Regions from separate parts of the Homo sapiens genome. Here region 1 is linked to region 2. Evidence: read pairs that join two places in POLR2A ChIA-PET (ENCODE). Cell type or tissue: CD4-positive, alpha-beta T cell. All regions are shown on one strand. Links, peaks and the distances in the headings refer to the core of each region. The heading gives the core; the rest is flanking DNA.

Region 1 (16,605 bases), core at 5,129-13,128, 110 kb before region 2:
GTAAATAGGATGAAGCTTGGCTTCCAAAGGGCCAGGGGCTGATGCAAGAAGTATCTCTCTGTGCGCAGGTGAGAGGCAGACTCTGGAAGGATGAAGTGCGGACAGTGGGTGGAAGGACTGGGGCCTGGTACCTGCATGCTCAGCCTCCCTGTTTCCACTCTGATGTGGCTAGTCTTTCTCCTCTCTGTTTCTTCCTTTTTTTTTTTTTTTTTTTTTTTGGTTTCTGCTCTGATCTCTCTGTTTCTCTCCTGCATTGGGCCTCTCTCTAACCTGCTTCCTTCTACATGTCTCTGTCTACGACCTTGCGGTTTGGTCCCTGTCGGTCTCTCTCTAGGCCTTTCTCCCTGTCTCTGTGGCTGTCTCTTCTCACATGCATACTCCAGGGCATTCTACCCTCAGAGCATAAAGCTTAAGTCATGTGGCGGCTGATGGTCCCTACTCTTCCACTGAGCCCATGGTTCTCTCCAAAGAGAAGGTGATTCATAGAGCACAGGATAGCTGGCATTTTCTGGGTGACAGTTCTATTATATTTCAAACAGAAATATTTATTCAACAGATATTTATGGAGCACCTATCACCTGCCAGACACTGTGGATGCAATAGTGAACAAGAGAGGAAGTCTTTGCTCTAATGGTGGGCTGGGGAAAGGCATTATATAGAGACGTAAATGAGACCCGGCATTTCAGGAGGTGATAAGTGCTCTGAAGAAAAATAAAGGCAGATGATGGGATAGAAAATGCTGGGGGCAGGGGAGAATGATCACTGACAAGGGAGCTTTGAGGTGTCCTGAGCGAAGTGACAAAGTGTGTTGCTAACCAGGAAAGAGCTTCCCAGACAGAGGAAAAGAGAAAGTGCAAAGACCCTGCGGCAGAAACCTGCTGGGTGTATTTAAAGATTAGCCAAGAGTACGCAAGATGATAGAATAAAGGGCCAGAGAAGCTTAATATTTTCCCATTTGATCTTTGCAATCTTTCTTCTAGAGAGAGGTCATTAGCCAAATGTGGATCAGAAAATAGAAATTGTTGGACACAAATCACAGAAATTTCAAGTTAGTTACTAAGGTGAGATTCTAACGAAAACCTACAAAGAACAAACTGCCTTCCACAAGGCTTTACTAGAGCTGGGGGACTTAGAATGAAGCTGTAAGCAGCAGCCAGCTATTAGGATCTTATTCAAATGGAGTGGCATAGGGACAGAGCAACTGTCCCAGCCTCCAAAGTCAGGAACAGCTACCACAAGTGATAATCCTGAAAACTCTGGCTTCTAGGAGGAGGCGAGAAACAGCATGAGGATAGGTTGAAATCTGAACCCCAAAACAATTGACCACTCACAACTAAGGAAACTGGGGCTCAGAGATGTCAAGCATTTCATCCAAGGCCCACAGCCTGTGAGCAGTGAGATCTAAATTCAAATCCTTCCCCTTCACCTTGTTGCATGGTACTAGCGTACAAGTGTAAAATGAGATTGAAAAATTCAAGCAAAAGGATGCCAGAGAAAAATACCATTTTTCTCCTAGTATTTGAAACACGCCTTTAATTTGGGTTGAATGGATTTGTGAACCATCAGCAACAGCATTTCATTGACAAAGACTATTTTCCACCAAGAAAAAAAGAGGGTTATTATTTTAACCTCCCACCTCATTCATTTTCTAAAAAGAGTGAAACGTGATTTTGAAAGAAGAATTACATACATTGATATCACATGAGTGGGAAGCAGAAGCCGTCAATGAATCATCTCCTTTCTACAACTCTCAAATCAATCCAGACACATGTCAGGTTGATGTCCATGGTGTGGGACCATTTCCCTGATTGGATCTTCACTTAAGGTGTGTTGGCATAAGGGAGAGAGGAGAGTCTCTGGCACCTTCACCTTCAATATACAGTGAACATCCACGATAAACTCAGTCATAGAAACATTCATTCACTAATTTATTATTTTATTCTTTCTCTTCCTTCCACTTTTGCTCATTAAACAATGTACTGTGTACCTACTGGGTGTTGAGTCCCCTGCTGCCTATGGAGCATCCAAAGACCAACAAACTACAGTCTCTGCATTTTATTAAATTGGGTTTATTTATGAGAAACAAGGCTGGGTTCCTTTCCTTAGGGAACTCACATTCTAGTGGCAGCTGGACAACTGAAGACACTAGAATCCAGCCTGAGGTAAGGGTCAAGTCAAAGGTAGGATGGGAGGAGTCAAGGCTCTGTACCAGGGACCTGAAGACATGAGTGGAGAAAAGGTTCTACTTGCCCCCAGACCTCAGTGGGCTGCCTTGGGGTGCAGGGGTACAGCCTTGGTCTGTGGGGCTCAGGGGGGTCGGAGCAGGACAGAGAGCCCAGATGACAGAGCATAGTGTTTGTCAGAGGGGATGCAAGAAAGGACACATGCATTGCTCTTTGCATGGAAATATTGATTATTTGAGACTCTGAAACCCAGACTGAGTCACATCCTCTGGTAGGAAAGCCCCTGCCCCAGTCCCTCTCTGGGGTTCAGCCAAAACACTGGAAACAGATGAGGGGCCCCAGCACAGTGATCACACTTGCCAGGATTTTTGTTCTGACCAGGTGTGCCCCATACAGATTGTTGAAGTTGTATTCTGACTCTTGGGGCTTTCTAAAGACTTGAAAACCAGATTCACCTACAGGTGAGACTGCTACGGAGTATACGGATCACAGTAACAAATTGCTGTGCGAAGATCAGGAGAATGGTCAGGTTCTGGTCTCTAGTGTCCAGTTAGATAAGAGGCTTTGGGCAAATTACATAACCATTCTAAGTCCAATCTTAGTTCTCCATGAATAGAGGACCATTACTCACTCCACCTAAGTGCTATTAAAAATGAGTCGGGCTATGTTCAAACAATTTGTAGTCTGTCATATATAAATATGAAAAAGTAGCATCATCTTAAGAATTTATTGACATAGTCACACCTAATATATATGTTCATGAGCATAAATAATATTTGGATATCTATATGTAGTATTCTATATGCCGGTATATGCAATTGGATTTAAAATGGGTCTTAAAGTACTATTTTAACTCTCATAGCTTTCTGATGGCCCCGGAATCAAATTAGTCAAAGGCCATGATTGCCACAGCGAAAGATAATTTTAGGAATGATAAGAATTGCAATACCAGTTAGTACCGGCTTGTTAATGAAACTTCAAAGTTGAAACCAAAGTGGGATCTGCAGATTGCCCCAGAGAAAAAGTCCTGTGGTTCTGCAAATCTTCTTTCTGTCTTTAATGAATGCTTAACCTCCCTGCACTTGAACTTGGGCATCATGGCCAGTAGTCAATTTTCACTCTAGTTCATGTATTTTTTTTTTCCTTTTAATCCTGAAAATCTGTAGCCATGTCGTCAACTCCTTCTTAATTATACCATATTCTTTACATCTGTCCTGCTAAATAACTCTAATTGAAATAGCACCGGCGTGAATTTTTGTAATGTTCCCCCCAAGACATCCCGAAAGTGACTCACGAGAAAACAGACTGAAGTCACAGCTGGAAGCACGTCAAGGATCATTTCCATTTTTACATGATTAATTTGAATTTAATATCTTAAATCAAAACCTGATTAATTTAAATAAAATTTTGATGGTGCCCTGCTTCTAATATACATTGCAGTAATTAGATTCGGCTTAATGTGGGTTTTTTTACATAATTAAAAAAAGGAAGAAGTGAAGTGTAACAATGCAATGTTGATACAAATCTGTCTAAATATATATAGGGGACTGCGGTTCTGGACATTAGGTAAAGAGAGGATAGCTAATTGAAAGGACTTTAGTGAGCTGAGAATAAGCGTGACTATTCTGGGCTCATCCCATATCTATAGCAAAACATCTGATTCTATGATCAAAAGCAGAAAAACTTTTTGTTCCAAGCAAGTGATACCCACAGTGGGCCCTAACACCAAGAAGCAAAGCATGGACTTGATGCTATCTTCAAGCGCAAAGGGTCATTACTCCACTTGTCAGACATGGATAGAGGCCCCCCTATGTCCATTGGTCCCGGACAGAGCAGGTGCCGACATTGCAGACTGACATAAGCATCAGCTCCAGTCAAGCAGGGACACTGTATGGACTGTTGCCAGCCCCCATCTTTGAAGACATAGCCTCTGGGCCATCCCCAGAGGAGCTTGATTTGCACAACCTGCCCCTCTTGAGAAAACGAAATGAATCTGGGTTACCAACTTTCCCCCAAATCTAGACTTCTGTTTAGCCCAATTCCAGTTGGCCTAGATGCATATACTATGAGGTCCCCTAGAAATAAACGTGCGTATCCAGACATCATGACTGAGTGATCATATTCCAAAGAGATCTAGCCCAAAGTTCTTATTTTATAATCAAAAGGAAGCAACCTGATCAAAAGAGTCCACCCACTTACAAACACAGATTCTGAACAATTTTTTTCTAAACCAAGTCTTGACCCTAATTTGCCAAGTGACCCTAGACAAGAATGTCAACCACTATGGAAACTACTTGTCCGTGAGGAACTCACTCCACCAACCCCAGTCTAGAGAAGGAAGGCTCAGAGATCCTTCCTGAACCAGAGACCTGAGGTTGCTGAGCTGAGCAGTATACCAGATTTCTCAGGTGGGCGCATCTGATGGAAGGGTCCCGAGTGGCTTCAGCCAAAGCCACTGTTCTCAGTGAGCTCCAGGGCCCATTCTTCACTAGCTTAGGATGTTTATGGACTTCTGTGAAACTCAGAACCAATGATGGTGAAGGAGGCGCATGACTTGATGACAGAGCAGAACACAGATAGAGACCGACACCTTTATTTTACATTCCATGTTTAAATGAGGTCATGCAGTTTTCGTCTTTCTGGGTCTGGCTTATTTCACTTAGTATAATGTCCTCCATGTTCCAGGCCCCTCCACATTGTCTAACCACACACACATGCACACAGGAATTGTAACTATGGGAAGTGATAGATGTGTTAATTAGCTTGATTGTGGTGATTATTTCACAGGCATACATATACTGAATCATCGAGTCATACTCTTTCGATGTAAGCAATACAATTTTTAAAAAGAGCCCAGTGTCTCTTACTTTCATTTATTACTTATTAATTTAGTTTGTTTGTTTTGTTTTGTTTTAAGACAGAGTCTTGCTCTGTCACTCAGGCTGGAATGCAGTGGTGCGATCTCAGCTCACCGCAACCTCTGCCTCCAGAGTTCAAGCGATCCTCCTGCCTCAGCCTCCAGAGTAGCTGGAATTACAGCCACCCACCACCACGCCCGGCAAATTTTTGTATTTTTAGTAGAGATGGGGTTTTGCCATGTTGGCTAGACTGGTCTCAAACTCCTGACCTCAAGTAATCTGCCTGCCTCAGCCTCCCAAAGTGCTGGGATTACAGGTGTGAGCCATCACACCTGACCTATTTATTAAATTTTAATTAAAATTAAAATTTTATTAAATTAAAGGAACCTTTGGAATCGCCTGAGGAAAACAATTACATACTGCTGTATACACATGTACACAGAATAGTTTGCTTGTAATGGTAACAATTGCTATTATTTTCCCAACTTAAATGTAAAATTTCCTCCAAATTAATCAAAGATATTTATCAGCTGCCTTCTATATGCATAATATTATGTACAGAGTAGTCTACACTCAGGTCTTCATAATTTAGAAACTGCAAAATAATGCTCTATACTGTAAAACTGCTCATACCACAGAGACTTATTACATTTCCCTTCTTCCTTCTTTCCTCTCTCCTCTTCTTCTGCTGTCCTTCCTTTCCTTACTCCCTCCCTTCCTTTCCTCTTTCCTTCCTCACTCCCTTGATCTTTTCCTTCTTTCCTTCTTCCTTCATTTATTTCTTCCAACAATGCAGTGCCCTAAATGCTCTTCCCTGAACGTTTGTCCAGGCGCTGTACTCTCCACAGGGCTTCAAAAAAGAGAGAAATTAACACAGGGCGTGCGTGTCTCTGAGGCTGAGGACACAGGGGCCTGGGAGGGTCATTGAGGAAGACACTCACCAACATTTCTGTCTAATTTTAACTGGCCAAGTTTCACATTCAGTTCAGTTTCTATCATTTAATTTTTCCTCAAAGGGTTTGATTTCAGTCCTCCACTGCGAGTTTTAGCCAGGAGCATGACTTTTGAGAGTCATTTAGAACACAGCTGTGCCTTGTAGCACAAAAGGGAGTGGAATCTTGATCTCACACGCATTTGCACAGCTTAGTGTATGTAAGGGAGACGGTTTAGTCATTTGCTTTGAGCCAAAATGGACAGAACACACTTGAAAGTCACTTTCAGACTTCCCTGCGGATTCCCTGTGGCATCTGCACTATCGAGTTACTGTAGCTGTCTACACTACTACTAATAATTATTATAATTATAACTGTTTCCAAATCCTGACACCTACATATGTTGCATGCTGTGCTCACAATTTCCACACAACATCCCTGTGTAATGTACATTGTTCAAACCATTTTATAGACTTGGAAACTGAGCCTCCTGGAAATAAACAACATCACTGGGTTCCTATACTAGTTGGAACCAGAATCCAAGCTCAGCCTTGTGTACCCCTTGTTGGGCAGCTGGGCCAGGCCCCCTCTGTCAATCCAGGTACACAGATAAATGGCCAATCCCTTTGCTGGGGCCCAGAACACACTGACTCCTCTGCAAATGTTCACCTTTGAAAGGGCTTTGGTGAAGATCAGCCAGCCTGTGCCTCACCAGCCTGGGCATCTTCTGACGCATCAGTTGACAGAGAAAAAGAACTCAAATAAGGAATTCAAGGAAATCACTGATTTATTATTTATCACAAATGGCCTAACACAATGACTTTCTAATCTGACAGCTGGGACTTTTGATGGCAATCAACAATTTAATTTATTTCTAAATTTAGATTTTTCCTTTTTCTGCATCAAACACCAAAGCTGGCTAAAAATAGTCACACAGTGAATGTTAGAGGGGAGAATTTTACCTCTTATGTTTCTTTCTTTCTTTTTTTTTAATGTCAAAGTTAAAGTCAAAACAAAATTAATCAGGAGGGGTTATCTATAATGAATCACCATGCAGCTCAGGAGGAAAGGGTCTAGGGGGAAGATATCTTTGCCAGCAGCCAAAGGAATGTTCTTTCAAAGAGTCACATTAGACTATAAGCTCCATGAGAAAGATTGCAGATCTTCCATATTCAGCAGCATGAATCAAAACTCTTCAGCTCTAGTCTAACTTTCTTTTTTTATTATATAGCAGTGGGGGTTGGGGTTTGTATGGGCTGTGATTTAAATGGTTAATTGAAAGGAAGCCGTGGTGAGCTGTTTCTGGCTACAATATTACGCTACAATCTTATCTGAGCTTACAGAGTTATTTCCAATTTGTAAATGCTGTATGCATTTCTACCAGATAAAACACTTAAAAATCCCAGACCTGAGTAAAGTGACCCTGCTGTTCTAGAGCCTTCCTCACCTGCCCTTTTCTGCCTCTCTACCTCCTCCTGTTCTGATGCCCCCCACCGCAACCCCCACCCCACTCCTCCTCTTTCCTGTCTCTGCTGGGAAGTCAGGTCACTACTCAAGCCTCCCCCTTAGGCAAATAAACTTAGTCATAAAGTGGTGGAATGAAGTGTAGTCTTGCCTGTAAGACTCATTGGACAGAGGAGAAAACTGAGGGTCAGAGAGGGCCAGTGACTCACTGAGGTCTTGTAATGAGAGAGTAACATTGTTGGGACCAGAATTCAGGCTCTGTCCCTCCTAAGTCCAAAGTCCTTTGGGTGGCATAGAAATCCCCAGAGAAATTGCCCGCCATGACATTCAATAAGAGGTTACATAAATTACATGTTGGAGAACCAGGCCCATTCGCCCCAGTTTCCTGGCTACATCAATGTGATTTCACAATTCCAGGAAATCCTTGCTTGGGAAGAAAAAAGTTGTAAACACCTTTATTATTTATTCTACAAACTTCCAAGAAAACCCATGTAAAAGAACAACAAGCTATTCTAACTCTTCAATAAGTAGTGGTAAACTTGGAGTTTACACCCCACAACTCTTTGAAAATTTTCACCTCAAAATCTTCACCTTGCTACACCCACGACCAATCTTTAACTATTATCTCTGGACCCACTTTGATTCCTAATGAGAGAATCATACTGTAAGGCCCGCCTCAAACCAGCCACTAGAATTTCATCAATATCCAGTAAGACTCTAAGATCGTGCTTTCTGTGAGAGTCACTTGGTGTTGTCTTGTGGACAGGTTGTGTTTGAGGAGCTGGCATTCGACATGGGTAGAATATGGCACCATGTATGTGTAGTGATGAAAGGATGAAAGGTCTGGATGATGAGCAACAGGAGAACTGCCAAGATGCAGCAGGAGGAAGTCTCCATAAAGCGGGCAGTCTCACTTCCAGAGCCACGCCCTAAGTCCTGACAGAGGGCAGACATGGCAGCTCTGGTAGAGAGAGGCGGTCCTTGCCCTCAGGGGCTCACAGCTCAGTGGTCCCTAGGACTCTTCAACACACAGCAGTAATGCCTCATGCCACATGGGGCATTTGTGAAGAGGGAGATGGTAGACCCAGAGGAGGGGTAGGTAAATTCTTCCTGTTAGATTGGTAAATGCTCTTTGTCAGGTGATTTGACCCAACGAGGAGCATCTAGAATGAGAAGCTGGGAATGGCCTTCCAGGAACCGTGGCATAAGCTGCTTTGGGATCAAGTGTCTGCGGGACAGTCTAGGCACTGCTGTGTTCTGACTGACTGGATGTAGGGAAGTGCCTTAACCTCAGACATGTCAATATCTTCATCTGTGAAAAAGGAAAAATAATAATAGTACCCACCACAGCAGATACAGTGGCTCAAACATGCGAAGCACCGAAGAAAGCCTCGGTAGGGTAAAATACATTATCTTAGGAGTTTCAATGTGATCCTAACAGCCTTCTGATTAAAGACCACAATCCAATGGCTACCCTCTCATTAGAAAATCAAGCATGGATTTCAGAGATCAAGTTCTTTCTGCCCCTAGCCGGCTGGGTAGAAATGACCCTGTCTTTTCTCTGTCTGAACCCGTTTCCTTGTCTAAAAGGTGAGTGCAGGGGACATAATGACCTCCAAAGGACTCAGTGGTCTCTCAATGCTGTCCCTAAAGCCCCACACCTCTGTAGCCCATCACCCGCCTCATCTTCTGGGAACATCACCTTTGCAAATTCATCTCTTGCCTGCGATATGAGGAATATCTCCAGCTTTGTTTCTCTATTATAATAGATGTAAATTAATGTTTTGCCTTTGTTTGCCGCGGTAATCATAGAGGCAAGTGTATATTCCTAACAGCTATCTTATTTTCAATTTGCAAAGCATACTGTGCTTAATCCCACGAGCCAGATCGTGGCTCCAGATATGAATTTTAAAAGATAATTAGCCCAGTGCAGGAGGTGCTCTCTGAGACAAGGAGCATGCACCAAAGCCTGGTCAGAGGGGTCCTTTGGGGGACCCTGTTGGGTCACAGATTCTCCCCCAACCCCCCGTGGTTTATTACTTTTTTTTCATCACTGCTGCCTTTGTGAGAATCAGATGATTTGTTCATGAAAATTTAAATCATGTTCATACTAGAAGCTGAAATTTCTTTTTGGGGTTGTTATTTGAGGATTCTCCCACCACCCTCCACCAATATTTTTTTATGATATTCATGGCAGGTGACAATTTATTTTCTGTTCAGTTATTTTTTTCTTTGTAACTCTAACTGAAAGAAAACACGAGGTCTGTGGTGGTTGTTTGTAATGTTGATGCCTATGGCAGATTAAGTGACCATCCATTAGAAAAAGCCACAGAAGGCCCTGGGTCCAAAAGATGAATGCCCTTCCCAGCTTCAACCATGGACTCTGCCTGCAAGAACTTTACCCCCAGCAGGAAGTCAGTTATGAAAACAAGCACACATTTCAACGGGCTGAAGAAACATGCCGGTTTGCCTGTATCACAGGACATTAGCCGACCGTTCATTGCACCCAGGGCTGGCTTTGCTTTTGCTTGGCTGTCGAGTTGACACATGCACATGAGTGGAACCTCTGTGCCCAGCACGGTGCTGGGACTGGGGGGATGCACAGGTGAGCAGGTGCAGCCCACGCTGTCAGGAATGCCCTGAGAGCCTGGCAACACTCCCGGGACTCAAGAAGGCAGGTGGGATAAGAGCTACAAGAGAGGTGCTAATGGTACCACTGTTATCATCAAAGAGGGTAGAGTAGATTTCCCCTCACTGCGCATCTGGGACACCTTACTGGAGGAGGTGGCATTTGAGCTCGTTTTGATGAGATAGCATATATTTTAATCAAATCATGTGTACCTGAATCAGGTAACTTATATTTTGATATTATGAATCAGGTAACTTATATTTTGATATTATGATCCCTCCAGGAAAATAAAAACTAGAAGATGGTAATAGCTCACATTTATGGAAGGCGACCTATACAGCAAGCTTTTCACATCATGTCCTACGTATCTCATGAGGATGCTGAGATGCTCAGGGGCTCTGAAACATACCCGAGGGTTCACAGTGAGAGGGTGGCAGAGTTGGAATTTGAATCCTGGTAGGTTTGTTCCCAAAGAGAACCTGGCATATTGGATTATAGGGGCTATTCCTGCCTGACAGATCGGACAGGTAGTGGAAGGAGAAATGCAGCTCAGAGCCCCATTTAGGAGGCTGGTTGACTGCATCATAAGACACCCTCTGCTGAGGCTTGAAATGCATTGTTCAAAACAGTTTACAGCCAATTTTGGTTTGCCTCTGATAGAAGGAGCTGAACACAATTTTGATTATTTGCTTTAATTCAAATCAGGTTAACAAAATCAGTATATTAGTGCAATTTAAGGACCTTTTTCCCCCTTTATTACATAAGCTAGTGGACTTCCCATCTGATGTATGAAATGTCACTTTGTCTTTAATTCTTGACGTTCACAAACACTGGTGCTACTGGAAAAGGAGTGGGAGTGAGCGTATGTGTGTGTGTGTGTGTGTGTGCATGTGCATGTATGTATATACACATATATATGAGAGTGAAAACCAAACTGAGGTTTCAGATGGACTTTAGAAGGATTGAGCAGGTTTTGAAATGCGTCCTGACTTGTCATTGGCATTTGTCATATTATCACATGCTTGGAGGTTTTCTCCTGGGCATTTCTGCATTTTTATCTAATGTGGTCACACAGGGTGTTTGCTATTTCAATGAACATAAAAATATTTTATATAAACTATTTACCAAGGCTCTCTAGAAAGGAGAAAAAAGATAGTTCTAGAGTGTCTTAGAATATCTCTTCCCTCTAGCTAGGTCCAGAAACGCTAGTGTCCTTGCCAGGCATATTTCCTTAGAATAAAAATGATGGACTAAAGTTGGGACCATTTCATATATAAAACTTGAACTATTAAAAAGCCTCTTGTTCAGAGACTTGTTCTCTTACATTTAAATATACTTTAGTATTCCAGAAAAAAAAATGCTTAGACCCAATGAGAGAATACATACAGTGCTACCAAAAAAAATCAAGTCATAAAGTGAAGAATCAGCCTCCAATTGGTGAAATCCTGTCTTGGTGCTACAAAAAATGATATGTCTTTACTTAACGGAGTTTTATGGGGACTAACAAGGTAACTCCATAAGACAGAAAGAAGTTTCATTAATTATAGTCTGATAAAAGAGAGCTTTGTTATCAAGAGTGCATTTCTTGCGCTAGGCGTTCATTTCTCAAACAACATTGGCTTTCTTGTATATCATGGTGTTTAAAGGGAGGAGTGAACAATTGACCTAGAGATGAGCTCTTTGAAAAGTTCTGTTTTGCGTGATATGAATGTAAAAGAGTGGAGCATGAGCTATGAAAGAATTTCCAATAATCTCTCCTTGAGGACAGACAGATATTGAATGATGTGATGAGTGAGGCTATGGAACTAGGACCTCTGCCTTTTTTCACCCCTCCACTTGGGCTGGGGAAGCACAGTTACTCAGAAAAAAGTTAATTCAAAATATTTTCAAAGGTTCTTTCCTTACAATCAAAACACTGTTGTCTGTGGCAAATGGCACACCCACCTGCCCCCAGGAAAAGAAGCTACATGACTCCTGGGGAGATTTCTTCTGGGATCCTTTCCTGCAAACCTGCAACACCCATGAGCACCCATGAACTCTGCAATTCTGTGACTTTCCCCACCTGTTTCATAAGAAGGCAAACTAGGGCTAAGACCACATGTAGTCACAAAACCAGACCTGTTTCCTGCCCTCGTTCTTCCCCTCCTCCACCTTGGATGGATTTTCATACAACTTTGATGAAAATAACTAGGAGGATATAAAGATCTCTGTGGGGAGATCCTTTTGGGAAGTCCAACATCCCTGGACAGCTGAGGATCCTGGATTTCTTGGTGGACACGCCAACCCAGGAGTCCACTGTGGGGTGGAGTCACGGCTGGAGCCCAGGCGTGCTGTGTGGATTAAATGAGTTAATGTCTGGGAAGTGCTCAGAAGGGAGAGTTCTGAACACAGAGAAAACATGTTACTATCATTGTTATTTGAAAGGAATTGGAGGTCAATTATTTGCTACCCTACATTAGATGAATCTTTATTTTATCACCTCTCTTACCACAAAAAGTGTTCTCTTCCTTGAAAAATGTCTTTTTTTTCCTAATTTGCCTTGAAGTCAAATCCTAGCAAAACCAAGCAGTTGTTATTAATAGCTACATAAACACCGGAAAATAGGTCGGCACCCTCTTTTTCTCCCAGAAAGACATTGGCTAATACAATCTAGCCCCTGATTGATTTGTTTGTTTGTTTGTTTCACCTAGATATGTTCAGTAAACAAGGGAGAAAATAAGAGTCTATCAAAGCTGAACTTCTCTATTCTTGAGCTATCAGCCTTTTGCTTTGCTTTCCCCAACAATAAATAAAAGAACGTATTGAATATTTTAAGGGGTGTTCTTGGGACAAAAACAGTCTCATGCACACAAAAAGTCAGCCTTTATCTGCTGTGATCTTGGGAAGTCCAGCACACTAGCCTGGAAGTTTGTCAGAGACTCTGAGCATCCTAAAATCAGGAAATTTGTCTTCTTCATCAATGTAACCCCAACACCTAGCAGTAGGAAGTTTCCATTGCTGGTAAAAATAGGCTCACATGCTGTGAGGTATAAATGGTCATTTAAAAGGTAAGTTAATTTGAAGAACAAGACCGAGTCCCCAGATCCATTTAATTTTTAATTTTTGGCAGTGTTTCCCAAGAACCAGGCCACTGGTTGAATGATTAAATTCTTGCTCATCTTGGAGGGAAAAAAGATACATTGCTGTGGACTTTTCAGAAGACTAAATTTGTTATTTGCAACCCTTGGCCTTCTTTTTGATATTATCTCTTTGAGACCTAATATTGGTGGGTTCACATGCCTTGCTCTTTCACCATTATAGAACTGGGTTTTTCTTCTTCTGCTGTCTATTTAATTTAATTCTCAACCTTGAGCCTTAATGGAAAGAGAACATTTTTCTCTTCATAGACACAGTCTGCCAGCCTTTTCCTGCTCGTTGTCCCTCGAAAATAAGTCAGTAGACTCTCATTTAAGTGGTTATCCACCAAGGAGTTCATTTACTAAAACATTGCATGGACAAATGGAGGACAGTGACAAAGTTCTATCCATGTTCTGTGGCTTCTGTCTTTCATAGGCGATTCTCTGATGCACTCTGGCAATACTGCCTGTCTACTTTGATTCCTAAACCTGCTGCTCATGAATTAATCTCTTGCTGTTGTTCTTCTGGGTAGGACTGAGCTTCTAATCTGGGCAGAATCCCAAGTCCTTCTGGCCTTGGGGGAATTATTTACCCTGTTATGGACCTTTCTTCTCAGGGACTCTGTCATAAGAACCTCTGTCAATAAGCTTTTCACAGGAAGGCCCTCTTGAAGGCCACACCCTGGCACCCTTGTTCTGATGAACTGTCTCCTGTGGCCTCTCACCCACAGTATTTCCTGACCTGTTCCTGGTCTCAAATTCTCAACCCCTACTTGCTAAGAACTGATGGAATGGAGACAGAAGGGGAATAAGACATGGCCCTTGCTGTGGAGGGGTGTGAGGGAGTGTTTACTGGGTGATTCAAAGCTTATTTTGGTAAATGGCCACAGGAGTACTCACCACTTCTCCTGTGCGGCAGGCATCTGGCACCTAAGGATGTCCAGGCTTAGGAAAATTCAGGGAGAAATGTGAGGTAAAATTGCTCCAAGTATATCTTTTCTTTTAAGAGTGCGATAACAAAAATAGAGGCACACATAAAAGGATAAAGAAAAAATGAAAACAAGCAGTGAAAGACAACATCCGCTCTCATTTCAGTTTCCTGGAAGCGGAATGTGGTTGGGCAGATGGTGTTCTTTTGTTTCACTAGAAGAAACGGTAAGGTGTAAATACACATGATACACACAGCAGTGAGGATGGAGAAGGGGCTCGACTCTAGGTGCTCGGTAATTTCTAGGTGGGTGGGAGGTTTTCTTCGTTAGGTTAGGTTGGTCCTGCCTACTGAGATCCGAAGATACTGCCTTCGACCTGACAGCTTCCAAATGGGGACCACAAGCTCTCTAATGTTCCATAAATGGGCTACCAGGAAGTCTGTGAACACCCTTACTTTTTTTTTCTGCAAAATGTTGTAGGTTTGTGCATTTTCTTAGAGGAGTTTTTTGTGTTTCACAAGATTAGCAGAAGATTCAATGGCCATTGGCTTCTTGTGTCTTCATGCCTTTTCAGTTTGCTTCGGTAAAGTTAGTTGCATGTGACTATATGAAGTTGCTTAATATAATTGCCCATATTTGCATTATATTGGAGACTTTTCAAAGCTTTCTCACATATAAGCAACCCCTTTGACTCAGTAACAGGAGCTGTTACCAGTAGCCCATCTTACAGCTAAGGAAATGAAACTTACAGCCATGACTTGACTGGCTTATGGCCACACTCATGTCCTGTCAGGACAGAGGTAGGACAGACACTCCTGCCTCCTGATACTTTCTGGTTTGGTGCTCCTCTTACTTACTGCTCTTGCTCTCATTTTTTCTGCCAAAATTGCCATCAGTATCAGTGAGGAGTAGGAAGAATTTGAGTCTAAAACATGCATGAAGTGAAGAGAAAATTGATAAGAAAATAAGTCAATGTGTCTCATTCTGGTTAATTATACCCATGTTTGACTACCTCTGAGGTTATTTTGAAGCAGAAATAATGTTATTTACCTCTGCATTTTCAGTACCTAAACAATGCCTCCTGGAGCATAGTAGATGCTCAATTATTTGAGGTGTGCATAAGTGATTCAAAGTATGAAGAAAGAATCAGATGCCCAAGGCGTATGTTGCCTGGTTTCCAGATACCTGCCCATCATGGATTCTCAAATGGGCCTTGTCTGAAGTCTCTAAGATGGCCCTATGTCATTACAGGATGATAGGGAAGTTTGCCAGAAGACTTTTGATCAATGAATGATAAAGTCCATTGATAAAGCTTTTATCTCCCGTGGTCTTATGTAAGAGGTGTCCACGTCATCCCATCTGGATACAGCTTTTGAATTATCCCTCTAGGGTATTAGGAGGTCTAGTGAACTGTGCACTTCATCAAATAACTTGCTCTTAAATAAGTCACACACTCCCAGGTGCAAAAGATAGGAAGATCTCTTTTCTCAAATAGAAGCCGGAAAGCAACTACCCGATTCCAATAACCAAAGGGTGGATAAGATGAAGCTATAAAACTTGCTCAAAAGAGCTCTTGCGAGTAAGAGGTTGAGAAGGGGAGAAGTTACAGTGATTCTAGTAATTCAAGATTCTAAACAAAACAGGACTTAGAGAAATGGCAGTGACAGTTGCCACTAGTAGTGTGGTATTAATCTTAGTCTGACCCCTGGATCCAGCAGAAATCCCAGCTGAGCTTCCAATTTTTATGTAAATGGGAGAGTCAACTGTACACATTTAAGAGATGTTTGTGAAAATAAATATTTGTTTTTATGATTAATCTTGGCATTACATGATATGGAATAAAATTCTAGAACTGAAACTCCCATTGAGAATATTGAACATTCTAGAGGTAACTCTTTCTTCTACAATTGATCAGCATAGATCTTTCACCCCAGCATCAATCAATCATCAAGATAGAGTCATCTCTATTACCTTTGGGGCAAATTTCCCTGGGCGTGGGACACACTTTTCTAAATTTTTAAATGTGTGAAGCAAGCTAAAAGACATAGTTAGGCAGAATTGGATTTTGCTGAAAAGCCTCCACCTGTTTTTTTTAAAAAAGGAAACTTCCAAGATTGTAGAATTATATCCATCGCCTCAGAAATGTTGGGATCTGAAGGTAGCATACCAATGTGTGTATAGAGCTAGTTGATACCAATAAACATTGGCATTAGGAGAACATGTATTGTCTAAATTTCTCCCCTTTCTGAGGGACAACTATTTTTCTTGGCAGATTGGCAAGATAATCCCAAAGACAAATCCAGTGCACCTTCCCCACACCCTGGCCCATAAACATAAAGGGATAGAGTCTAGGACCAGGTCAAGATGAAGATTTCAAAATAAAATTCTTAGAGACCCAGCATTCTGGAAACTAGAGAACATCATGGCTGGGAAGGGGGCATAGATGGGCACACCTTATACTATGACAGAGACAGGCTCTCAAAATGGAATGGGG
Region 2 (16,605 bases), core at 4,782-12,781:
CAGTGAAGTGGAAAGGGAATGGGTTTGGGAGCCAGCGAGACCTGGGTTTAACTCCATAGCAGCTGTGTGACCTTGATAGACCCTTCACCGACCCTGTGTCTCACTTTCTTCATCTGTGCAGTGGACAAAACATGGCCCACGTCTCTGAGTTGCTGAGAGGAAAAATGAGACCATGTGTGGAGGATTTCTAGCCTTGCATCTCACATAGAAATAAGCAATGATTAGCTTTTGTGTTATTTTCTTATGGAAATTCTGACCCTTTTGTTCCTTCTTTAAGCACAGGAGAAACAAACAAAAGAACAGACAGGAAGACAGTGTGCTACAGAGGGAAGAATGAGGCCATGTGGCCATCCATGAATCATATCTGCTTTCTCAGCCTCAGTTTCCCTAGAGGTGTGGAGCAAATTTGAAGGGCCCATCTAGCTTTAACTGCCTCTCATGATATCAAATGGACATGTGGGAGACAGAGCCTGTTTAATGGGACCAGGGTCCAGGGGCCCTTCTACGACCACAGCATGAAAAATGACATTTAATGCAAGCTACAAAGGCACCAGATGAGGACTTTAATGAAAATAAAATGGCGTCTCCATATCATCACAAATTAGCTCCATCTATCTGCACAGCCTGTGGTTCTGAAGTAATAGTTTGAAATTCAGCAACACTTATGGTTAACACATGCTGGTGTATTCATTTGTTTTCTTCATCAAACATTTACTGTGCACTTACTAATGCCAAGAACCATCCTAACTTTTAGGGACACCAAGATGAAAGGGCTTATCTTTTAACACAAGTTATCCATCCTCTTCAAGCTCATCAGCACCCCTTAAGGGCAGAAGTTATGTTTTATATGTCTCTGCTGACATTTACAAGTCCAGTGTCTGTTGAACAGTAAGACAATGAGTAACTTCATTGTTGATGGTGGGGTGGTCCTCGTGTTTGTGGGCTGGTGTTTGTGAGACTGCTGCTGATGCTGGTGGTGGTGGTGATGGTAGTGGTGGTGGTAATTGCAGTCGTGGTATTTGCAGTGGTGGTTTGATATTGATTGTGATGAGTGAACTGACGCTAGTTTTGCTGGTAATAGTGATTGTGGTGGTAGTTCTGGTACCTCCATCAGTAGCATAAGTATTGGAGGGGGAGGTGCTTGCTTTGTTGGTGATGACTTAATTTTTTACCAAATGAATATTATTTTGTTCTTCTTCTTGGTGGTATTTTGTTTTATAATTTATTGTTTTTTTACATAAATGATACATATTCATTGAAAAATAATATAAAATCACATTAACAATATAATCCTTACTCGGTTTTGATTCACATACTTTAAAATGCATGCATGCGTTTTATATAGAACAGACTGTTTTATAACCTGTTTTTTTTACTGAATCAAAAACATCATCCCCTTTCCAAAACAAAATGAAACAAAAAACAAAAATCATTATCATTCTTTTTTATAAATAATTTCTATACCTTATTATTAAAGGCAGCATCTTATTTCATTATTGGAGTCTATGATTCTTTACTGAACAAGTTCTTGAGCATCTACTTCCTAAGTTAGTGTAATGAGTGTAGACTTGGAGGAGGGTATGGCAAAGATTCAAAGCCAAACGCCACTCAGAGCTTGATGACATTGAAGCACGTTCCTTTATCTCACAGAGTCCCCAACCATTCTTCTATAAAATAAGGGTAAAAGTGCCTACCTCCTAGGGTATTTTGAGGCTTAAATATAATACCCTATAGAAAGCTCCTAGCCCAGTGACTCACCTATGTCAGATACTCAGGTAACCTTCTCCATTTATTGGCCACGCTACCTGGACTACTTTTGCTTTTTCTTCACCCATTTAGAAAACTTGGGGAGCTATTAATACAAACATGTTCATCTTCCAACTCAGGAGTAGATGTACAAGTGGGCCATGGAGATCCAATCTTCCCATGGTCACCTTCTTGCTCTCTCCCACTCCCCAGTTGTTGTGTCTTGCATAGCAATTGCAGGACAGAGCAATTGTTAGGACCAACGTGCCATTTCTCCCTGCCACAAGCAATGCGGAAGCAGTGAGGAGAGAAGATAGGATCCCCACTACTGGGGTCAGAGGAAAAGGGAGGGCATGTTTCTGCCTTATTTTGCATAATGAGTTGGAACTCAGAATGCATTACCCAGCAGAACCATATTGTAAGTGATAGTAGGTTTCCAGGCTAGCCCTCAAAAGCTGCCACCATCGAAAAAGGCCCTCGGGTCCCATGTAAACAGGGCCATTTCAGTTGACTCTAGCAAGTACTGACTTCAGGTTATTTAAAAAAATTAAAACACGACCAAAAAACTTTCTACTCCTACAGGTGATGTTAATGCTGAGGAATGGCAAACAGAAAAATGTCTTCGGTGAGTATCTTAGTCCGTTTTGTGCTGCTATAAAAGAATACCTGAGGCTGGGTAATTTACAAAGAACAGAAATTTGTTACTCGCAGTTCTGGAGGCTGGGAAGTCCAAGACTAAAGTGCTGGCAACCTGTGAGGGCCTTCTTGCATGGAAGAAGGCCAAAGGGCAAGAGAGGACATGCAAGAGAGAACAGAAAAGGGGATAGGCTCATTTTATAAAGAACACACTTCCCGGATAACAGTATGAATCCATTTATGAGGGCAAAGCCCTTACAACTTAATCATCTCTTAAAGGTCTCACCTCTGATAGGCCCCAATGTGTGTTGTTCCCCTCTATGTGTCCATGTGTTCTTACCATTTAGCTCCCACTTGTAAGTGAGAACATGCAGTATTTGGTTTTCTGTTCCTGTGTTAGTTTGCTAAAGATAATGTCCTCCAGCTCTATTCATGCCATTGCAAATGACATATCTTGTTCTTATTTATGGCTGCATAGTATTCCAAGGTATATATGCACCACATTTTTTTATCCACTCTATCACTGATGGGCATATAAGTTGATTCCATGTCTTTGCTTTCATGGATAGGGCTGCAATGAACATGCACACACGTGTCTTTATAATAGAACAATTTATATTCCTTTCTGTATACAACCAGTATGGGATTGCTGGGTGGAATAATATTAATATTTCAGTCTTTAGGTCTTTGAGAAATTGCCACACTGTCTTCCACAGTGGTTAAACTAATTTATACTCCCACCAACAGTGTATAAGCTTCCTTTATTCTTCATAATCTCACCAGTATTGGAAGATGGAGGGTGTAGGGAGGGAGAGGATCAGGGAAAATAACTGATGAGTACTAGGCATCATACCTGGGTGAGGAAATAGTCTGCACAACAAACCCCCATACACACATTTACCTATGTAACAAACCTGCACATGTACGCTGAACTTAATAAAAGTGTTTTTTGTTTGTTGTTTGTTTGTTTGTTTTAAGAAAAGGTCTCATCTCTCAATATCATTGCATTGGGGATTATTTCCAATACACAAATGTTGGGGAACTCATTCAAACCATAGTAGTGAGAAAGAAACCTGCAGACAAAATTGTACCCCATAAAACTATTAGATGATGAGGGCATAGTCCAGGCAGGTTTGAGGTGGAGTAATTTTCAGGTATGTGTAAGAGCAATGAGTACAGAAGACATGAGCATGTGTGAGGATGAAAGCAAAGCTGAGTGAGTGTGGAAACAGATATTCAGTGTGTGTAAGGTGGGCGGGATGTAAAGGTGAGGGGTACCATGAGACCAGGTTACAGGAGGCTTTAGAAACCATGCATTTTATTCTAGAAGCATGTCTCATAGAGATAGTCTGCAGATCATTTGCACCTCAAAGAGTCATCTTAAAATCCAGATAGCTGACCTTAGCCAATCTTCAAATTAATCCCTGCCTGAGAGCAGGAGGAAGTCACATTCTTTGAGCTCCCATGATTCTCATTCCCACTAAAATCTGTGGACCTGAATTTTGGATAATGGAAAGTCACTGGAGGCCACTGGGCAGTGGAATCCCAGAGGTGGGGGTAATTTCATTCAGACTCATTCACACTGCAGAACTATCTTCCAATAATCTTCCTGAACTCTGCACAAAAGACCATCATCTTGGGGTTAAGATTCGAGTTTAAACATCTTTTATTTCTTATACCAACCTACTGAGGTAAGAATTTTAATTTCTGTCTTAAAGACACAAAAACCTGGGCTTAAAGTTACATGATCTGCTCAAAGCTGAAGCCTGGTTGGAAGACCCAGGGTCAAGCCTGTGAGTCACAATCTGTGCTCTTACGTATGCGTTAACACCCGTTGGCCCAACTGGCCTGGATGGTCAGTCCAAAGCCATTCTGTGAGTTGAGGAATCTTCAGTGAGTTGACCTGCAAAGGCCCCACAGTAAACCAGCAGCAGACACAGGACCAGCTCCCATCCTCTTCCCTGTGGGCCTCCACTCTCCACGGCGGCTCCTCTTGGGTCTTCAGTGCCACCCCACAGTTTCAAATTCCCTGTGAGTATTAGGGGGGCTTTGACTGGGGTGACTTCCCTCTTTCACTGTTTTCCTTCTGAGTGGCAACATCCCTGGTGACAAATACAAACTAATTATGGTCGGTTCCCCCTGAGCATCTCAGAAAGCAGGAAACACAACCATGGATCACACAGCTCCTCATTCCACCTTTGGATTTGGTGTCTTGAGTTTCAGGATGAGAGAAAACTCTTCAACCAGATTCCCATCAATGGACATGTTTAACTGTAAACCCCACGTATGCTCGTAAAATGTGTCATTTAAAGATGCTTTGGGTTGGCACCTGGGACTCTAGGCAAAACCAAGCCACAGCTTAATTTAATTACAAGTGGAGAAACTTAAAGAAATCCTAACTAAAATTTGCTTAGGCCAAGCACTCAAATCCAAATGGGGGAGGCAAGAAACATAGTGACTGTGTGGCTTCAGGAAAATTATGAGGGGTTTTCTACCCTAGTGCCAATCAATCTCTCCTTCAATGTGTGAGAATCCCCCTTCTCATCTATTAGGTCAATAATGTGTGCTTTCAATTTGGTTAAATATGCCCATTCAGTCCCCACAGCCGATCAGATTGTCAGAGAAACATGATGCGTTTTAATAAACCCAGTATTTAGCCAAATACAGCAAACTCCCGTAATAGCATTTTTCCAGAGGGTGGGAAATGAAAATGCATCAAGCGGGAAATATCATGTGTGTAACCACCAGACCATGTCTTAAAAAGATAAGTGTTACATGTAGGGACAGATTATAAGTGTAGTAATTTCATGTGGATGTTTGCATGGGGGAGGCCTTTAGAGGGGCCAGGAAAAGAGAAGCTTCATGCGGAGGTGGGGAGGGGGCAGGGAGGGTGTGATCCATAGTGATCCACATGCCTGGGAGTGTTCCAGCCATCTTGCCGACTCCAAGGAAATTCAGGGCAGTTGGAAGTAAACAGTGGGATAAGGCTGGCTGCTTAGGGGCCTGGGAACCAGCGCCTACCCTGCCTCTTCATGAGCCATGTGACACCAGACAGGTCATCGGATATTTCTGGGCCCCCTTTGCCTCATATGGAAAGGAGTTTAAAATGCCCCAGTTTCTGGAAACAGGCTTCGTTAAGTCCTCCTCATCTCTTCTCTTCATCTCAACCACGAAATCAAATTGTCTGCCTTTTACTGAAAATAACCCAGTATAAAGAGTGAGATGCATTTGCTAGTAAGCTCACTCTAGTCTAGCTCCCAGGGAAAGTGAGAGCTTCAAATAGCATTAATTTTTTCTTTATTATGTATTTATTTATATATTTGAGACAGAGTCTTTCTCTGTTGCCTAGACTGGAGTGCGGTGGTGCAGTCATAGCTCACTGCAGCCTCTAACTCCTGGGCTCAAGAAATCCTTCCTCCTCAGCCTCCCAAGTAGCCGGGACGACAGGTGCATGACACTATGCCCAGCTATTTTTTTTTTTTTTTTTTTGAGATGGAGTCTCACCCTGTTGCCCAGGCTGGAGTGCAGTGGCGCCATCTCAGCTCATGTCAAGCTCCGCCTCCCGGGTTCACGCCATTCTCCTGCCTCAGCCTCCCGAGTAGCTGGGACTACAGACGCCTGCCACCACACCTGGCTAATTTTTTGTATTTTTTTTGGTAGAGACAGGGTTTCGCCATGTCAGCCAGGATGGTCTCGATCTCCTGACCTCGTGATCCACCTGCCTTGGCCTATTTTTTGTGGTTTTTGTAGAGATAGGGTCTCATTGTGTTGTCCAGGCTGGTCTCGAACTCCTGGCCCCAAGTGATTGTTCTGCCTTGGCCTCCCAAGTGCTGGGACTATAGGCGTGAGCCGGCATGCGCAGTCCTTTATTTAAATGTTCACTGCAGTGTTTGCCAAGCTGCATTAGGAAGTTACAGATCAGTCTCCATTGTTCAAAGGGAAGGTGTTCAAAACATGGCTGGGGCTTGAAAGACTGTCCAGGCAGCAGTGGGTAGGCACCGGCATGGTTTCTGGACCCGGCAAAAGCTACAGCTCACACTGGTGCACCGTCAAGGTGGAGGTCTTGGATTAGTCTAGCAGTGCGTTTGATTCTGATTCCCCACGTTGCAGAGCAACCCGCCACCCAGTCAGCCTGGATCTGGTGGATGCTGCCCCTGGAACACAGCATGCCTCACCAGTGCTAAACAGCTGACCTCTCAGAAACTGGGTCCACTGCACCTTCCTGCTGATGACCCCTTTTTCTGTGTAGTCTGGGAGGTGCCTTCTCTCTAGCTCCTGACAACCAGCACTCACAGGAGGAGATGGAGCTCCCACCTGCCTGGAATTGTCAAAGGCCACTGATATTTACCATGAGAAACCATAAATGATTGAGCGGCCCAAATGGCTTAGCACTCTTCCTAACACCTCTCTGCTGCCCTGACTGCTACTCCCAGCTTCATCCTCTGAAACTCATTTCTGATATGTCGTGTCTCACTCAATGAATTGCAAGCCTTCTGAGTTTGGCATTCAAGGATTTTGGACCCACAGGAAACATCTGTTATTTGTATATACTTGTTGTTGTGGAAAGATACTAATTTTTGAAGTTCAGCTTTTGTTTTTTTGTTTTTGTGTGCGTGTCTGTGTGTATTTGTTTTGTTTTGTTTTTTTGAGACAGAATCTCACTCTGTTGCCCATGCTAGAGTGCAGTGACTCCATCATGGCTCACTGCAGGCTTAGTGACTCATGGCTCACTCAACCTCCCAGGATCAAGTGATCTCAACTCAGTCCCCCACCCGCACCAATGCCTCCCCACCTTGCTTGAGTAGCTAGCACTACAGGCATGCACCACAGCATCGAGCTAATTTTTTAAACTTTTTGTATAGATGAGTGTCTCATTATGTTGCCCAGGCTGGTCCTGAACTCCCGGGCTCAAGCAGTCCCCCCACCTTGGCCTCCCAAAGTGCTGAGATTACAAGAGTGAGCCACTGTGCCTGGTTGAAGTCTGGTTTTGAACTTACCAGAAATATTACCTTGCTTTGAAGTCCATTTTTGCCATTTACTAGCAATCTTATTTTCTTCGAGAGAAGAGGTTTCTTAGCGCCTCCCTTTCCTAGTCCAGCATATGGGAACATAAGTCCTAACACAGAGGGCTTCAGGCTGAGCCGGTGTGTCCCCAGGATGGCTGGGCTCTGGTGGGCCTGGTCAGCATCTTAGGACTTGGTGTAACTCAGTAGTTCTCATGCAGAGGCAACTTTGCCCCTCAGGTGACATTGGACAATATCTAGAGACTTTTTTTGTTGTCAAACCTTGGGAGGAAAGCACCGCCAGCATTTAGTAAGTAAAGGCCAAAGATGCTGCTAAACATTCCACATTGCACATGATGGCCCTTAGTGACCAAAATGTTATCCACCCCCAAGTGTCCAGATTGCCAAGGTTGAGAAACCCTGACCTAAGTGGATAATTGTTTTTTTCTAAAGCTTAAAACTATCTTACCAAAAAAACAGAAACTTACATACAAAAATAGCACCAATGTGTTTTTTTCTGCATTCTTACTCTGCATCTCATACATGTATATAATAGACTGTATATGCAATATCATTGTATAAGTCTGTTTTAATATTTATTTTATATTATATGTTATAATATAAAATTATGTCAGAATATAAAATAATTTATATATATAATATAAATACATGTTTATGTATTTTAATATGCACACAAAATAATTATATACCCAGCAAAACAGAGTCAGGAAGACATGGATGGAAAGGAATATTTGGCAGAAGGATCTGCTGAAAACTGCAGGGCCACCTTTGCAGGCTCTGCCCAGAGAGAAAAGAGTACAGGGCCAGACGCGGTGGCTCACGCCTGTAATCCCAGCACTTTGGGAGGCCGAGGCGGGTGGATCATGAGGTCAGGAGATCGAGACCATCCTAGCCAACATGGTGAAACCCCATCTCTACTAACATACAGAAAATTAGCGGGGAATTGTGGCGGGTGCCTGTAGTCCCAGCTACTCAGGAGGCTGAGGCAGTGGAGTCACTGGAACCTGGCAGGTGGAAGTTGCAGTGAGCCGAGATCGCACCACTGCACTCCAGCCTGGCGACAGAGCAACAGTCCGTCTGAAAAAACAAAACAAAACAAAACAAAAAACAACAACGAGTACACACCCCTCCTGTGGGCCTGATTGTCTAGTCCCCTGTAGGAAAACACCTGACCAGGTGCCACTTCCTGCCCCCACCCCAGACCTGCTGGATGTCCCACAATTCTTCCACCATTTTTCAGATCATCGGGCACACCACAGTTGACGAAGCACAGTGTTAGCCCTTCTAAGTTCCAGAAACAAAGCAGTTTCCCACCACTAACCCTGAGTTGATGCCAGGCTGAGCTCAGAGGAATGGGCAAGAATGACTCAATGATTAGAAGTACAACAATTGGAGTTTAGGGTTAAATCCACTCACCCAGGACAGGTAGTAAGTTCTGAATATTCCTGCAAGGACTAAGCAACCAGGTCATTCCTTCTCCTCTGCCACCTAGTTTCCCTTCTAAAGCATAGTTTTGGATTATTCTATACCTCACTAAACTATGGTGTCAATACCGTGGCCAAACCTGCTGTATTCTCAGAAATGGGTATATAGGGGACTCTCTATACCCATATACCCATATGTAAAAGTGTTAGCTTTTACATATTGAGATAGTCATATTGGAGTCTTAGATTGGGGATAAATTGGGCAGTCTTAACTCTTTCACTTCTGACTACAGTGCAAAAAGTAAAATCAATTACTCATAAATACTTGAATTAATTTAATTTTTTTCTTAAACAAAGAGGGAAAATTAAAAGAATCGGCTTGCTCCTTCCTACACTGTAGTGACAAGATTAAAAATTAAATTTATACATATTTCATTTCTACATAATAAAGCCTTTTTGCAAAAAGAAAAAAAAAACACAGTTCATCTAATTAAATCAAAGAAAATTGCCTGCAGCGACGTTTCAGTATTACAATTAAGCCACTGCCAAAACCAACCCTTGGAGCTCTTAAACTCCACTCTGGGTTGAAAAACGAAGTCAGCTTTTGGCGAGTGTGTGAATTCTGAGGGTGACTTCAGGAAAATGTGGAGCTTTTTCTTATGTCAATTTATAAGGGTGGGAAAAAGAACTCCAAGGCTATTTGAGAGTCACTGGTACACTGAAGATAGCAACAAGATCTAGTTTTTGTTGAAAAAAAAAATCACGAACAAAAACCAAAAATTCAGCCTGAAGCTTGGAATTAAAAAAAAAAAATACCAGGAATGGTCTCCTTTTCATCTCCCAAATACTAAAATCATTAAAATGCATGTACCTTAAATAAAATCCTTGATGAGGTGGGAAGGTTTCTGAAAGTCAGTAAAGATCACCTTGTAATACTTGATCTCACAGTTAACGTAGACATGGTCAGTGTGTGGTGGCAGCCTTTTTGAGAAGTATGATGCCCAAACATAGTGAAAACCTCACAACCCCCTTTAGACTCAGCCTTGGATTTGATAAGGGCTGGCTTGGACCTCTCCTTCAGCGACTTCACTACCAGGAGGCTGGGCAGGTTAGCTGGTGTGGACATGCTCCGTACGGAAACAAAGAACCCTGTCGTGTGGCCCCCACCTTCCTGCACACCATGTGGTCTTGTAAGTTCCTAATTTGGTTTCTGATGACATTCTGGCAGAATTGAATTTTGTTCTTGGAAATCAGGTCCTGGAACAGGGAGCAACTCACACAAGCCCTGGCCTGGATCCTGGTTTTGGTGAATCATTCATGCCTTCTTTTAGGTCGAAACAATGCTCCATGGCAGGTGCTGAGCAAATGTTTACTGAATAAAAGTTTCTTTCAGCAGCAGCTTGGCAAGGAGTGCAATGGGACCAGTTGAGCCTGTGTGGGTCTCTGCATTCCTGGTTTCTTCTGCCTGGTGGAGGGTCTGAGTCTGATCCGGAGGAGCTCATGTCTACTCAGGGCTGATAGCTCACCATCAGCCACAGCAGGCTCCAGCTACCAAAGGGTCTTTGCAGCTTGTGAAGTGTGTTATCTCAATACGTTGTCACTGAATCATAGCAACATCCTTGGGGGATGTGCAAGAAATCCACAACTGTTTATCTGAAATCCTGAAATTCAGAATCCTCTGAAAGCCAGATGTTTGTTCATAAATTTGGCACAAACGTATGTGGTGGCAAAATCTTAACTGAACAAATGTGATGTCATTTATAATCTTCATTTATCCTACGGAATGGCACTAAGCATAGTTTTGAGTACAGAAATGTTAATGAGTTTACAGGGCGCTCTCCCAGACCCCGCTGGAGGTAGCACACAGTATACTATATGAGCACTTATTGCCTATTTGTTATTGATTGCTGCTTAACCAAGTATACCAAAACTTAGCAATGTAAAGCAAAAAGCATTTGTTATTTCACATTTTCCACGGGTCAAGAATCTGAACTTGGCTTAACTGGATCCTCTGCCTCAGAGTCTCTTAAGAGGCTGAGATCAGAGTAGCAGCCCAGGGTCTTTCTCAGGCTTGCAGTACAGGTACAAGCAGAGGCATAGTTATCGCAGTGTTTGATTGGGACAGCATACTCTTCTGAGATCGCTCACATGGTTGCTGGCTGGATTCAGCTCCTCACTGGCTGTTGGACTGACACCCTTAGTTACTCACTGGCTCTTGGCCAGAGGCTGCCCTCAGCTCCTTCCCAGGTGACTCTCTCCATCAGAGTAAGCAGGTAAGAAGGACCAGAGAGCTAAATAGCAGCAAGACAGAAGTCCCGGTCTTCGTAACCTAATTGTGTGAGTGAAATCCCATCACCTTCCCCATAGTCTTTCATTAGTTGGGAGTGAGTCGATCTAGCCCACACCCAAGACCAGGGGATTTCAGAAGGACATGAACCCCAGGAGGTGGATGTCTTTGGAAGCCATATTGGAAGCTGCTGACCACATTACAATTCAAAATCTGGGACCCCTAGCCCCTGATGAACCTGTATCGGCACCCTCACTTTACAACGTGGAAATAAGGACTGAGCCATTAACATTACCTTGTTCTAGTGCTCAAGACAGACAAGGGGTGAGCAAACACTTGAACTTGCCCCTGCCATGCTTACCTTCTTGCTCCCTCATGGAACACTCTTCTACCTCCATCCTCAAAGCAGTAAGCGGAAGCCTAGTGGAAAAAGGCACATACTGGAAACCTTATAGACATTGACCTAACCATGGGTTCCATCATTCACCAGCTGTGTGACCCTGGACATATCGCTCAGACTCTCTGAGCCAGTTTCTCATCTACAGAATAAGGCTACTCCTACCCAGCTGCTGCTGCTGGGAAAGGTACATGTTATCCCCTGAAGGGCGCCAATTGCACCGGTGGCTCACAGGTGCCTGGTGAATGGGAGCCCTTTCACCTGCGGGGTTCCCCCTTATTTTTGCTTTCTTCTGCTTCCTATGACAGTCTTGCAACTGGCAGGGAAGGCATGAGCATCCCCATTTCACGGATGAAGAATTGAAGGTTCAGAGGCTATCACTTGATTTCTTTAATGTCACCTAATTAGTCACTGTGACTACCTGACATTATTTTATGAATTTGGCTGTAAGTGTATTTATTGTCTCCACAACGAGAATACAGGCTTCGCGAGGGGAACTTCACTGTCCTCTTTACTCCTTCATCCCCAGCACCCTCATCCCTAGCTGCACAAAATTGTTGCTTTGTAAATACTCATTTGAGAAATCAATGTATAAGCCTGATATAGTTTGACTATATGTCCCTTCTAAGTCCCCAGTGTTGGAGGTGGGGCCTGGTAGGAGGTGTTTAGGTCCTGGGGGAGGATCCTGCATGGTTTGGTGCTGTCCTTGAGATAGTGAGCCAGTCTCATGAGATCTGGATGTTTAAAAGTGCGTGGTGTCTCCCCTCTCTCTCTTGCATCCGTTCTTGCCTTGTGAGGTGCCTGCTCCCCCTTCACCTTCTGCCATGAGTGAAAGCTTCCTGAGGCTTCCCTAGCAACAGAGCAGATGTCGGTGCCATGCTTCCCGTACAGCCTGTAGAACTGTGAGCCAACTGAACCTCTTGTCTTTATAAATTACCCAGTCTCGGGTATTTCTTTATAGCAATGCAGGAAAGGCCCGATACAGAGCCCACGTTACTTCCCTGACCGATTATCCACTGGGATCAACCTGCTAATCAGTGATTGATTCTTCCCCACCCGATTGTCAACTGGGATCAGCCTGCTAATCAGTGATTGACATGGCAGCTGCTAGCACTTATTCAGTAGTTTGAAGGACATACAGAGGCAGTGGTTTTGAAAATTTCCATTCATTCATTCATCTATCCATTTTTGGTTGCTGATCCTGAAAGAATCTGATAAAAGTTATTAATGCAACTACCCCAAGTCTCACAAAGTCAGAGACTTTTAAAAAGGCTCTCAAAGACCTCTGAAGCCCACTCATAGACACCCTGGGGTAAGAGCCCCAATCTAGGGAGGCATTTGGGGAGAGATGTTTTTGTTCTCATATAAATCAGCCTAACCAATATTGCTATTTTTTAATCCCACAGCAGTTAAGAGAAAGACAGAGCTTGAGACTCTAATCTGCCCAATTCTCCCAGATTCTAGGTTTAGTTTTTCAGAAGGAACCATGTGAATATCACTTACCCTCTTCCCCCAACCTTTAGCCCTGGGGGAACACACAGTCTATCACTGGCAGCTGTACTTCCAGGAGACCTGAAGTCAGGCTCTTGCCCATGTGACCTCCCCTTCACCAGCCAGACCCACTCCCCAACCCTCAGCTCCTGCTGGAGCCTGGTGCCTGCACATGGGCTCCTCAGGAGCCTTTATCTGATTCTAAGGCCAGGAGGGTTGCACCCCCTAGGGATTCCCTGACAACTGTCCCATGCCAGGAGACTCCAATAAAGGAAGTGAGCTCCAGCCACTCTCAGGCAGCATGGTGCTGTGGTGGGAAGCGAGCTCCAGCCATTCTCAGGCAGCATGGTGCTGTGGTGGGAAGCGAGCTCCAGCCATTCTCAGGCAGCGTGGTGCTGTGGTGGGAAGCGAGCTCCAGCCATTCTCAGGCAGCGTGGTGCCGTGGTGGGGGGCGAGCTCTGGCCACCCTCAGGCAGCATGGTGCTGTGGTGGGGGGTAAGGGCTTTGCAAGTTCAAATCTCTGCCCTGCTTCATTGAGCTGTGTGACCTTGGGAAAATTATTTAACCTACCTGAGCCTCAGTTTCCTCATCTGTAAAATGAAGATGACACCAACACCTGCCTCAGAGATTGTTGTGAGGATTCAGTGAATACCCTGGACATGAAGGAGTTAAAGCATGCCCAGCTTATGGAAAGCAGTTTATGCATGCTCACCTCATAGTGATCACATTGAGCCAAGGCTACAGCATTGGCTCCGTGTTTGTAAGCGAAGCTACACACCTCATCTACTCACTCCATGCCCTGGGCCAAATTGTTTAATCTGCTAAGACATCAGTGTTATCATAGAAAAATAATAATGGGTGGATTGTCCTAAAGGATGATGTTCCAGGGCTAGTGGCACACACCGGCATTTCCTGAACCAGCCCTGCCTCTGTTCTTAGGTGGACTCATGTGCTTGAGTCCTAGTCAATAGGATGTGCGTGGAAGCTCCCTTCCTGCCTGTCTCCGTTGTCCAGTGCATTCTTCTCTTCACAAATCAGAAATTGTGGGTAGCTTCTGAAAAAGGGGATGGCATAGTCACGAGAAGGAAACTGTGTGGGTCCCTGAGTCACCGCATGGAAGACAGCTGCCTAGGAGGGGCACCCAGCACATAAAGGCCTGTGATATGTCTGAGAAATAACTCTAGACAGATTAGTTCTGAAATCGTTTTTAAATATTTCGATTTCCGGAGTGAAGGCAGAAAACCAATACCACTTCTTCTTAAAATAGTAACAGCTAAACTCCTAGTGCTTACATGTGGCAGATGCTGGAGTGAGGCATTTACATACATTGTCTCGATATGCTGTTTTAACAATCATTGAATTTAATGTTGTTGTTATTCTCAATTTATAGATAAGAAAACCAAAACTTAAAGAGTTTATTGAGAGTTTCTTAAAGTCCCAAAAGTACTAAGAAGCAGATCCTGAACCTAAAACCTGGACTTTATGATTCCAAATCTATGCACATTTTTAACCACATTACTAACATGGTGCTTCTTTTTTTTTAAGGGTACAGTAAAAATTGGTAGAAACATTCCATGAGCACAGATATGATGAAACAGAGCGTTTTGAACGCCATAGGAGAAGGCAGATAAAGAGTTGTCAGGATTTAGCTGAGGAAAGGGTGACTTCCAGTTGAGAATCAAGGAGAGCTCCCTGGTAGAGGTAGCATCAGCTCTATACATCTGCAATACCACATCCTCCTGGTCTCTGCATCATTCTCCATCTCCACTAGCTCTCTCCTCCATCAATGTTGTTCCTCCTTTTAATTTCCTCCTCCTCCCACTACCTGTTTGTTTAGTTGAAGTCCTGTATCTTCTTGGAAGCTCCTCGGAGAAAACACAAGAATTTCTACTCAAGGGTAGGTCCATATGTTTTGAAAGAATTAATTAATAGAAACCGCAGCTGTCTTTCTAGAAGCATGTGTTGCAGAGAGCGCAGGAAGTGTTGCAGAGAGTAGCAGGGTGTAGAGAGCCGATGGGCTGGTGCCTTGGAGCCAGGCTCACTGACGTGGATGTGCCACAGAAGATGGCTGAACCCAGATCTGGGGTGAGGCCTGCTGGAAGTTGTCCGCAGCCTCACAGATGAGGTTATGGGTGTCAACTTAGATTAATATAATGCATAACATTTCACCTTCCTTATGAAAAGATGTGTGTTAAGTTACATTGGAAATTCCTTAAATATTTATCAGGGTAACCTATTATGTTGCAATCTCTGGGACAGGGGCCAGGAGTATGTGATAAAGCTCTTGAGACAGTCCTGAGACCTACTATTAGATAATGAAAACTGTTCTGAAGTAAGTGGGTCAGTCTTATGCTTTGGCTATGCTAAGGAGCATGGGCATGGGAGTATGTAGGTCAACAGAGAGAATATTCTGCAGCACCAGCTACCCAGGAAGAGGTGCCTCAGGTGCACAGACCTAATGTGACACAGACAGGGCCCAGGCTCTAGCGCATGCTGCAGATGTAATTGTCTGGCGTTTGGCTTTTCTCCTTTGAAGTCTTCATCAGGTCATTTGTTCACTTGCTCTTGGAATGGGAGGATTTGGCAGTCAGTACCAAGAGGAAGAATTTGCCCTCAGAGATCAGAATTAGAAATAATTACCATTGCTATTGGCAATAGAGTGAGGATGAGAAAATGCAACCTCAGAGACATGGAGGACTCTGCTTGAATTGGAGTATTTTTCACAAACTGGAGCAGAAGAAAAGAACAATCCACCCAAATTCCCAGCCGGGAAGTCTCTAGAGCAGCCAGCTCACGTCGTAGACAAAACTATCTTCTCAGGACAAAAATGGAACCATCAATTCACAAAAAGCTTGAAAACAAAGAAAAGAATTCCAATGGCTATTTGACTCCAACACTCAGCTAACTGAGGCAGAGCAATCAAACTTATTCTTTTTTTCTGGGTCATGCCACTAAAATAAAACACTTTGGCCAACTTGATAGAGCCAATCAGAGTGAATTCCACACTTTGGCTTTTCAAAATGATTAGCTGCAACAAAAATTTTATTAGGAATGCAAATTATTTCTAATGGAATGCAGTTATGAGATTATTTTGCCCAACATTCTCAATTTACACATGGGGAAACTGAGGCACAGGAAGGGAAGAGGCTTGACTGAGATTAAACAGCCAGGCTGTGGCCACTGTTGTTAAAATTACCTGTGCCTGTGGTTTCCCAAAGAAGCTGACTGTTTACAAGTCCTATGGCAGCATCAAAGTTGCTGAAATGCTCCAGCCTAAGAGCCAGGAAATTGGCAGAGAAGACCTGAAGACCACCTAGACAAACCATGCATTTCATAGAAGAAACCAACACTCAAAGAGATAAAGGGCCTAAAACACAGCTTTCTGGACTTGATTTACTGTGAGAAAGCACACTAAATAGATTAGAAAATGTCATACACATTTTAGTTATTATCATTGTGTTCTACATTTTTGTAAAAGTAATATAATACTTTGGATAAATTTTTGGATCAGGACAATTTTGCTTCATTGTAAAGTGATAACTGGCTAGAAATAGAAATACATAGGGAATAAAAAATCTAGATCGCTTGAAGATTTTTCAT

Evidence for each region. ChIA-PET counts read pairs that join two places held together with the same protein. Peaks named below come from ENCODE experiments on the same cell type or tissue, not always from the same donor. Only the 100,000 strongest peaks of a DNase experiment are listed, where the experiment ranks them.
Region 1: POLR2A ChIA-PET joins it to region 2 with 13 read pairs; 3 of 35 experiments call an interaction of 5 or more read pairs at or near these places.

The regions. Positions count from the first base shown.
Region 1 is chr14:98,175,327-98,191,931 of GRCh38, forward strand. No RefSeq gene overlaps it. Among named protein-coding and RNA genes, the nearest start is that of LINC02295, 48 kb to the left of the region's middle. In CD4-positive, alpha-beta T cell, for the core only: no CTCF peak of the experiment used is centred there; DNase peaks (open chromatin) are centred at 9,890 and 12,162; H3K4me3 peaks cover 571 bases; H3K27ac peaks cover 7,116 bases.
Region 2 is chr14:98,283,643-98,300,247 of GRCh38, forward strand. No RefSeq gene overlaps it. Among named protein-coding and RNA genes, the nearest start is that of LINC02295, 160 kb to the left of the region's middle. In CD4-positive, alpha-beta T cell, for the core only: no CTCF peak of the experiment used is centred there; no DNase peak of the experiment used is centred there.